2 separate regions of the Mus musculus genome follow, and region 1 is linked to region 2. Evidence: chromatin contacts called from ENCODE POLR2A ChIA-PET data. All regions are on one chromosome and are shown on one strand. The core of a region is the stretch at or near the end of the contact, and the rest is flanking DNA. Distances in the headings are between cores, read along the strand shown.

Evidence for each region. ChIA-PET counts read pairs that join two places held with the same protein, here RNA polymerase II (POLR2A).
Region 1: POLR2A ChIA-PET joins it to region 2 with 39 read pairs in embryonic stem cell. The contact joins the enhancer-like site here to the promoter of Pdgfa in region 2. POLR2A ChIA-PET finds 5 or more read pairs at or near these places in 4 of 5 experiments (Patski and embryonic stem cell).

The regions. Positions count from the first base shown.
Region 1 is chr5:139,031,987-139,036,327 of GRCm38, reverse strand. All of the region lies in intron 9 of Prkar1b (protein kinase, cAMP dependent regulatory, type I beta), which reads left to right. Among named protein-coding and RNA genes, the nearest start is that of Pdgfa, 39 kb to the right of the region's middle. Within about 2 kb of position 2,352, at least 1 of the 3 ENCODE cell types and tissues checked has a DNase peak (open chromatin) inside an H3K27ac peak, as active enhancers do.
Region 2 is chr5:138,993,133-138,997,617 of GRCm38, reverse strand. It overlaps Pdgfa (platelet derived growth factor, alpha), which reads left to right and starts at 2,674. Exons shown (of 6, transcript NM_008808.4): 1 at 2,674-2,909; 2 at 4,234-4,330. The coding sequence starts at 2,847.

The sequences.
Region 1 (4,341 bases), core at 1,103-3,602, 39 kb before region 2:
CGATTGGAAGCACGGGTAAAGCAAATGGTTGTTCTGGTCAAAACTAGAATGAACCCATTTCCTCCATCCCAGCACCTCAATGTCCAAGACTTAGATCTGTGTGCAGGCCAAGGCTAGACTCCTCTGTGTGTGTGTGTGTGTGTGTGTGTGTGTGTGTGTGTGTGTGTGTGTGTGCTGGTGGGATTGGCTCCACACAGACCTCTAACCCAAGAGGCCATCCCTGACCATTTTAGAAAGAAAGGTACAATCATGTCAGGGACATCTATGTGACGAGTCATCTGGCAGAAGAAGGTTAGTTCTCCGGCTCCAAGGACTGGGATGATGGCTGACATCCCAGTGGGAACTGTAGAGTTTCCAGAGTGCCTGTCACCTTCCCCTCCAGTGTTGTTTCCTGCCTCTTCCCCTCCTATAGTTCTGAAAGTCCTCTGCTCTGCATCGCTCTGTGATTGGTCATGGCTATGGGCTCTGTGTGATGCTCGTCTCGGAGTCTGTAGGAGCCCATCTTCAGGTTGAGAAGTGAAGGTACACTGGGCATGATGGTACACACCTATAATCCCACTGTTTGGGAGACTGAAGCAGGAAGATCGGGGGTCCTAGGCCAACCTGGGCATTGTGGAGTGGCCTTGTCTCCGTGAGGGAAAGAAAGGGAGAGAGAAGAACTCCAATGGAGTCAGGCAGCCCCAGCGACCCTCTTGTCTCTACTCCCCCAATCCTGGGCTTACAAGGATATGCTATGACACTTAACTTTTTATGTCAATGCTGGGGATCAAACTCAGGTCCTCAGGTTTGCACAGTAAGCACTTTGTCAGGTAAGGCATTTCCCCCATCTTCTCTTTGGCTTTTTCAAGGCAGCCTTACTCTGTAGATGAATTTGACCTTGAATTAGAAGTGGTCTGCTTGTCTCAGCCCCCTGAGAGCTAGACTAACAGGCACACCCCGCCCTGCTTTGTGTGTTTCACGTGTCCCTCCCCTCTCTTCATGTCTCTCTGGTGACAGGTGTGAGGTTTGACCTCAGGGTGCCCCTGATCTTCCAGAAGGTTCTGCTGTTTGGGGACAGTGTGTTGACTGCCAGTTACCTTGGGGGAATCTCAAGCAGTGGGGCTGGCCTGGAACCACCTTCTTCATAAGCCCCCACCATGCAGAAAGGTTTCTAAGAAGGCGTCTGCTTCCCAGGGTGGCCTTGGCATCAGTCAGCTTGAGCCTTCATTGACTGGAGATGAGGGAGAGGTTGGGCCTCATTCACATGAACAGTTATATTGTCTGGGCCTCTGGGATGTAACCCAACCCCAGGGGAAGGTATACTTTTCACAACCTTATAAAGTGTGTTTGAAGTGGTCTCCTTGGCAACGTGGCTTTTTTTTTTTTTTAAATACCCTTCTTCCTCTGTGATGAACTGAATCTGGAAAGTTAACCCACAGACCCCAAGTCCACGGGGACCAGAATGCATTGCTGGGGACTGTGCAGCTTATTCACACGGCTTGGGGGAGGCTCCGGCCACATCTAAGGCAGATGTGCATGGAGGGTCAAGCCCAGCTCCCTGCGGCTATGTCTGAGCTCCTCTTCTTGAGGCGTGAAGTCTCCTGTTTCTCTCACACCTGGGCTGCCCCTGCCCTGCCCCTGCCCCTGCCCCTGCCCCTGCCCCTGCCCCTGCCCTGTCTCACAGCCACATCTCTTGTGGTAGTTATCACACCGTCCTAGTGTGGATTTTCTGAACTTGTTTTGTAAACTGTGTCCTTGAGAGCTAGACTAACAGGCACACCCTGCCCTGCTCGAGGAGGACACTGGCAGTCCTGGGAAGCCTAGCTATGAAGCCCACATCTCTGTCCCCTGTTCCCTGCCCCCCTCCCCATGTCCCTGAGCCCCAATGCTCTGAGAGCTATAGGATGTCATACTGGCTGCCTGTGTGTGCCTGGCTCCTGCTACGCCAACAAGATGTGATTGTTTCTGGACCTGATTTCCACACCACTTATGGGGACATCCAGAAGGGGATTAATACCATTGGCTCCTGGGAGCCTCGCTACCACAAGGAGAACAGGCCGATTAAGGAGTTGGAGCCAGCTTATGTGCTTCGTAGAGGCATCTGCAGGGCTGCACCCTCCGAGGCCAAGTAGCTTGTTTCTCTTTGCTGTATTCACAGTGGCTACCCCTGAGCAGGATGGGAAGCTGCCAACTTCTCAGACACCTGATCCTCAGAGCTTCTAGAAAACACTCAGCAGGCAGGGCAGGAGCTGGGCGTGCCTCCTGCAGACACACCCACCGGTGGGAGCCAGGCGCCTAGGACACAAAGGTGGAAGTCACAAATCCGGGTGGTGCAGGGTCCCTGCTACTGTCTGAGCTCACTCCCTACTGTGTCACCTTCCTGCCTCTGTTCCCCTGGGGTGAGCTACCCTGGGCCAGGAGCCCTTGAGATAGGACAAAGCCTCTGCTGGGTCTGGGCCCTGTGTTTGGCAGGACACAGCTTTGGCTGGCCTCCTAGTAGGGGGTACCCTGGGCCTGGGCTGGGCCTGCCAGGACCTGCAGGCAAGGATGACCTCATCTGGATCCAAGGTCTCCCACAGCTCTCCAGGAAAACCCAAGAGGAGCTGGACAGGAGCTGGGTGGGAAAAGTGATTTCTCAGCAGCTCGGATTCCAGACCCGCATTCCTCAATTCAAGCTGCCCCCACCCCCACCCCGCCCACTGCCCAATTCCTGGGCCCTGATTGTGTGGCCAGGGAAGCAGCTGGACCAGGAAGGATGGCTTCCCATAAAATCTTAAGACTGAAATTGGGCAGCATGGGAAGTGTTGCCATGGGAACACGGCATTGGATTTATCTCCCCGCTTAGCAAATTAATTTTATGAATGTCCACAGTGTTGAAGCGACTGCAAAACAACACATTTCTCAGCTAGCCCCAGGCCTGGGAACACAGACCTAACATCAGAGTGCCTGCCTCCCTGCTGGGGTGTAGAGATTACCTTTGCAGGAAGAAGGAAGGCCAGATAATCACTGCATGTCCCTGGGGGTACCTGAATGCAGTGTAGACTAACCCAAGGTTAGTCTGGACCAGTGCTGGCTCAACTGTGCCAGGCACCGAGGCTCCCCGGGGTGTGTTTATGCCTCAAACTCACTGTCCTTACTCAGTGTCACCTCTATTCTCATGGCTCCTTGAGCTGTCTTTAATGTCATTCAGTTGGTTCCTATGTTCCTCTCTTTGGGAATTGTTCCTGGAGAAGGTTTAGGGGCCTGCAGGAGCTGTGTGGAACCATGCTTCAGATATTTCTCTAGAGTTAACTCCCTTGGCTTTAGGTGTGGCAAACGCCAGGCAACCCTTCTTCTGGAAGAGGTTCTAAGGGAGCCAGACATTGTAGAGAGACACAACGGAGGTGGGGCAGGGTTTTGGAAAGAACACTGAATGCCTGGAACACAGGATGTCTCAGACGTGCAGGCAGGAACTAGATCTGGGGAGTGAGGGTCTTAGTTCCTAGTCTGTGCTGGAACTGGCTGGGGGAGAGGGGAGTACAGAGAATTCTCAGGCAGTTGTTGAAGGTCTGCTAGCCAGGGTCTTTCAGGTAGTTTTATTCAGGATTTGAGATGGCCATTAGAGTGTGTGATACTTGCCAAAAAAAAGAAAAATAATCACACAGGGTCGTCTATAACAGAATGAGTTGAACAAAGGATCATGGCGGAAGCAAGACACTCAGGAAGGCAAAAGGTTGTCTCCAGATGACAGATGGGCTATGGTCATGAGACAAAGGCACCAGCAGATGTGGAAGAAGGGGATTGGGATTGCCGTGCTGACGTTCAAGTAGATGTTTCTGAGATAGGAAAGATGTCTTATAGACGGACGGTCCAAGCATTAGGTATCAGTTGTGTTGGAGCTCCTGATACTGGACCGCGTAGTAAAGAGGCTGAGTAAAGGACTCTTGAGAAAGATGCGGACTGGTCCCTCACTCTAATGTTGCATGTAAATATTGCTGGGTGCATCCGGCACGGGGAGCACATGAGGTTGGAAGTGCATGTTGCTGTAAGATTGTTGTTGGGTTGTTGATGTGTTGCCATGCACATTATATGTATGCTGCACGTGGCAGCAGTGCATGCTGCCTGAATGACCCAAACTCCTCTCATGAGTCAGCAGGGGTTATCCATTGCCTTAGGCTCCCAAGGGGCCTCTGAACACCCATATGAAACCTAAAGGTTTTACATCTGTCCCTGTCTTGGGGGACATGCTGGGTGTGGCTATCAGCTAGTTGCTCTGCCCTAACCCAGCCTGGGCTGGGGGAACATCCATCCTTAGTACAGATGCAACCTTCTTCTCCTAGCCTTAGGGCCATGTGGGTGGAGCCTCTTTGACCCCCCACTTCA
Region 2 (4,485 bases), core at 1,425-3,924:
TGCCTGCGCCCAGCTCCCCGTGGCTCCCGCGTCCCGGGCGATGAATCCAGGCCTAGCCTCATTCTGGTCCCTGATGTCCCCTAGCGTCTTCAGAATCCCTCCCGCCCGGCTTTGATTTCCAGCTGGGCGTCCCTGCTGCGCCAAGAGAGTAAAGGGAGAGAGAAGCACCGAACTAGGTGGGGTCCCCAGGAACCCGCAGCCTCCATGCGGAGGTGGTGGCCGGACAGGCGCGGCATCCCAGCAATGCAACCGGATCTTCTTCCTGGATTCTCACATCCACCGTCACACCGGGTCGTCGAACCGCAAAAAGGTGTCCTTTGGTGCTCTCTGCCTGTGAGAAGGCCGAGGGCTTGGCGGGACAGGCCGCGCAGAACAATCGGGATAAAACGGTGAGGAACTCGACTCAGGTCTAGAGTGGTCCTGGCAGTCGCCACCAGAAGTCATCCTCTTCAGAGCAGCATAAAGTTTCACCAGTACGGACAAGGCCTGGGCTTTCGAAGACCTCGAGGTGGGGCGCTTCTCAACGTTTTCCATACTCCCTCTTTAGGCCAAGAGAGGGTGTCCTCTTATCTCCTGAGCATCCCGAGGTGTTAGGGCTGGGGCGTGGTGATGGGGCCTACAGGCCTAAGGAAGTCTGTAGATTTGGGCTCCAAAGATCTTCAGCTACCCCCTCCCCCCACGCCCACCAGGTATTTGGAGCTAGGTGAGCCGCCCGTGTTGGGCCCTTCCAGCTCAGCCTTTGAAATGCAGGAACCCGGGAAGCTGGGGATGAAAGGCTCCTGCCCGGCTGCGCCTTTGTCTGGGGACAAAGAAGATTGGTGGGGGATTGGACCCGGGCTGGGTGCACGGGTTAATTCACATGAAAGGGAGTGAACTGGACAGGCTGTATCCAGTTGCATCCCTACCCTTGGAGCCCTCCATAGTCTCCAGAGCCCTAGGAGGCTAACTTTGGGATTTGAAAGGTCCACAATCCTCTAACCCGAGTTAAGGAGCTGACAGGACTGGCCTTGCCGTCGGGTCACATCCCACCAGGAATCCATCTCTCTCAATGGGAGAACCGTCCAGCCCTGATCAGACTTCTGTCCGCATGTGCCTTCCCCGCCACCCGTCTGTACTGTGCCTTGGCCGGAGGTGGCGCTCTGCGCTGCCTTGGATCCCAAGGTAGAACCCAGGAGTTCCTCACCAGCCGCTTCTTTTCTATCTTTCCTTCTATCCCTCCAGCTCCCCATTCAGGGTTCGGCTAGGCCTTCGGCCAGGGGCTAAGGATCTGGAGGGTGCAGGGTGTCAAGGTGGCGATGAGGCAGGAGGCAGCCTCCTCCCCGACCCTAGCCTCGCTTCCACCTCCACACAAGAGTGCAAGTTCCTCAATCAGGTGTCCCAGGCTTTGGCTCTGGGGCGCGGGCGCGTGGCAGCCGTCAGGTGAGTGCCCTAGACGCGCCCCTAAACCCGCCCCGCCTCTCCGCAAAGACTCACTCCCCCTCCTTTTATGGAGAGGGGAAGGCTGGAGCACTGGATCCTTACAGTGGGAAGCGGCCCGAGCGCCGGGCGGGGGCCAAGCCGACTCTCATGCCCTTTTTGGCGCAGCAGCTCTGGGCGCTGCCCTTTACTGCCGCTGGGGCCCGAGAGAGAGGCGAGCCAGAGACGGCCGTGCTTCTGCAGCGGCCTCCTCCCCTCCCCGCCCGGTGCCGCAGGATTGCAGCTGGCACTGAAGGGTGGGCAAGCTCGAGGGAGGGGCGCTCCGGGAGCCCGGGCGCCTGTGGGCTCCGAGCCGCGGGCGCCGAGCTTGGATGGATGTAGCTGCCTGCGTGAGCGCGTGTGTGGCCACTGCAGTGGCGGTGGCGGCCGGGCCCGATCTGGCCCGCGAGACCCCTGAGCGCTTCCGAGGTGCGGGTCCCGGGCCCGGAATCCGGGGGAGGCGGGGGGCGGGGGAGGGGGAGGGGCGCGGTGGCGGCGCTATAACCCCCTCCCTGTCGCCGGCCGGCTCCACACGCGCGTCCTGCGGAGCCCGCTCAACTCCTGGAGCCCGGCCTGCCTGCGCCTTCTTCTCCACCTCCTCCTCTGGTCTTCCCGCGGCTGCTGCTGCGGCGGCAGCGGCGCCAGCTCGGCCCTCCGCCCGCCCTCCGGCCCGCGCGGGCGGCGTAGCGAGGCCCCGGGCGGGTAGGCTGCTGCCAGGCGGCGCGGCCGCGGGAGCTGCCCGGCCCCGGCGGGCGGAGGGCGGAGCGCCGCGCCGTAGCCGAGGGCGCGCCGCGGAGGGGCGCACGCAGGCCGCCGGGCCGCGCCGTGCTGGGCCGCGCCGTGCCCGGCCCGGGGCGGCAGCGGCGAGAGGAAGGCCCGGGGACAGGCTCTCCGGACTGCCCGGAGCCCTCAGGGAGAGGCGAGGCGGTAGCTGGTACCGGGCCGAGAGTCCAGACAGGTGATCGGTGGTGCGGCGGGAGCTGCAGCCACGCTCCGCGGTCCCCTCCCGGGGCTGACGGCAGCAAATATGCGGATTTACCGGCCGGGTCGCTCCTAAAGCCAGCGACGGGGAGCGAGCGCGGCGGCGGCCAGCACGGGGAACGCACCAAGGAAGAAGCCCAGCCCCCGCCCTCCGCCCCTTCCGTCCCCACCCCCTACCCGGCGGCCCAGGAGGCTCCCGGAGCGACTCTGTTCCTCCTCCTCCTCCTCGCTGGCTTTGCACTCGCTGCTCGCGCCGAGCGCGCTCCGCAGGCTCCCTGCTCTCCGCGCCACCCTCCTCCGGGCCGCGCTCCCTGAGGGATGGTACTGAATTTCGCCGCCACAGGAGCCCGGCTGGAGCGCCCGCCCCGCGGCCTCGCCTCCCTGCCGAGCTTCCAGCGCCTCGGGACGCGATGAGGACCTGGGCTTGCCTGCTGCTCCTCGGCTGCGGATACCTCGCCCATGCCCTGGCCGAGGTGGGTGCCACCCCCGCGCCTCTGTCCCCTCTCGGCTCCCTCGGCGCACGCCCCTCTCGGCTACCTGTTTCAAGCTCTGCAAAGAGCATTTTGGTTTTGTCAGGGTGGTGTAATTTTTTTTTTAATCCCAACTGGGTTCTATTTTCTGCCATGCCCAAGTGTGTCTGGTGAGTTTCCAGCGCGTTGCGTCGCTCCGCCTTGGAGGGGGACGGGGGAGCCGCGAGGTGAACCCGTGGGTAGAAACTTCGGGGGGCTGTGGGTGCCTTTCCAGAAGGGGCAGCCCAAACGCAGCGGACAATGCAGTAACGGGGTGCGGGAAGCGGGAAAGGGGGTGTGTGTAAACTGACCGTGCTCTGGGAGGGGACTAGGGCGGGCAGTAAGCAGGTAGAGGAGGGTGCGGCCGTAGCCTGGGACTGGGAAGGGTGGGCAGCGCCCAGCCGCAGTCCCCAGTTCTCGGTCCCCAAACCCAGTCCGACGCAGGGCTGGAGCAGTCTCCGCCCGCCCAGGCCTGCTTACAGGTGGCTGAACGAGGCAGCTGGGGCCGGGCCAGGCGCCCGCGCCCTCCCACCGCCACCCTCCCCCCCACCCCCATTCCCCGGGAGCTTTGCCGTGATGAATGACTTTCCACAGCCCCTGTCGTGGGAACTTCGTGGTTGAGTCCTCCAGCGACCCTGACTCCCTTTTAAAAACCGGGACGGAGAGTGGGGGAGGCTGAACGGTGGGGGTGGTCTGGGCAGGGACCGGAGAGGCGCGAGGTGGATATTTAACCCCTTGCGTTCCCTGCAGCCTCTCTAAGCCCCGATGGATTTGGGCGTCCTAGTCGGCGCTAGGGCCGTGACTGGGCCTGAGCCGGGTGGGGCGACCCGGCGCGCGTGCTTGTAGGGGGTGGGGTGGGGGGAGAGGGAAGACCCTCTCCCCTGCGGGCTCAGCTCAGGATTCCCGGAGTGAAATTGAACCCTTCGGCTAGATTAAAGTGTTGAGGCTGCTGTGACTCCAGTCGTGGATGCGTGACGCATTTCGACCCTCTCTGTTTCTACATGTGGATTTAGCTATTAAACCAGAAACTCTTCGGGCCCCTGGCTGCCCCCAGACACCCTGGGGAGGCCAGAGCGCGGGTGATTTTTGTCTGAACATGTCAAGGCATTGTTGGGGTATTTTTATCAAGGTCAGACAGATAGGAACAGTGTGGAGGATTTAGGGGGTCCCATCTAGCCCCAGCCGATCCTCTGGCTCTAGGGCCTAACGAGGGTCCGGCCGGGCTGTGTGGCCCCTGGGGCTGGGCTGGAACCCTTGGGCGCGTCCTGACGGTGTGGTCTGCTTGCAGGAAGCCGAGATACCCCGGGAGTTGATCGAGCGGCTGGCTCGAAGTCAGATCCACAGCATCCGGGACCTCCAGCGACTCTTGGAGATAGACTCCGTAGGTAAATCGCGCCCCTGCCCTGCCCTGGCTGAGAGGAGGGCGCGGGCGGCGGGGCGGGCCGGCTGCGCGAGGAACCGTACCCTGCGCGCTCCGCCGGGCCGGGCGCTGCGCAGGAGCGCACCGAAAGGTCAGACTCCACTCGCCGGCCATAAACGC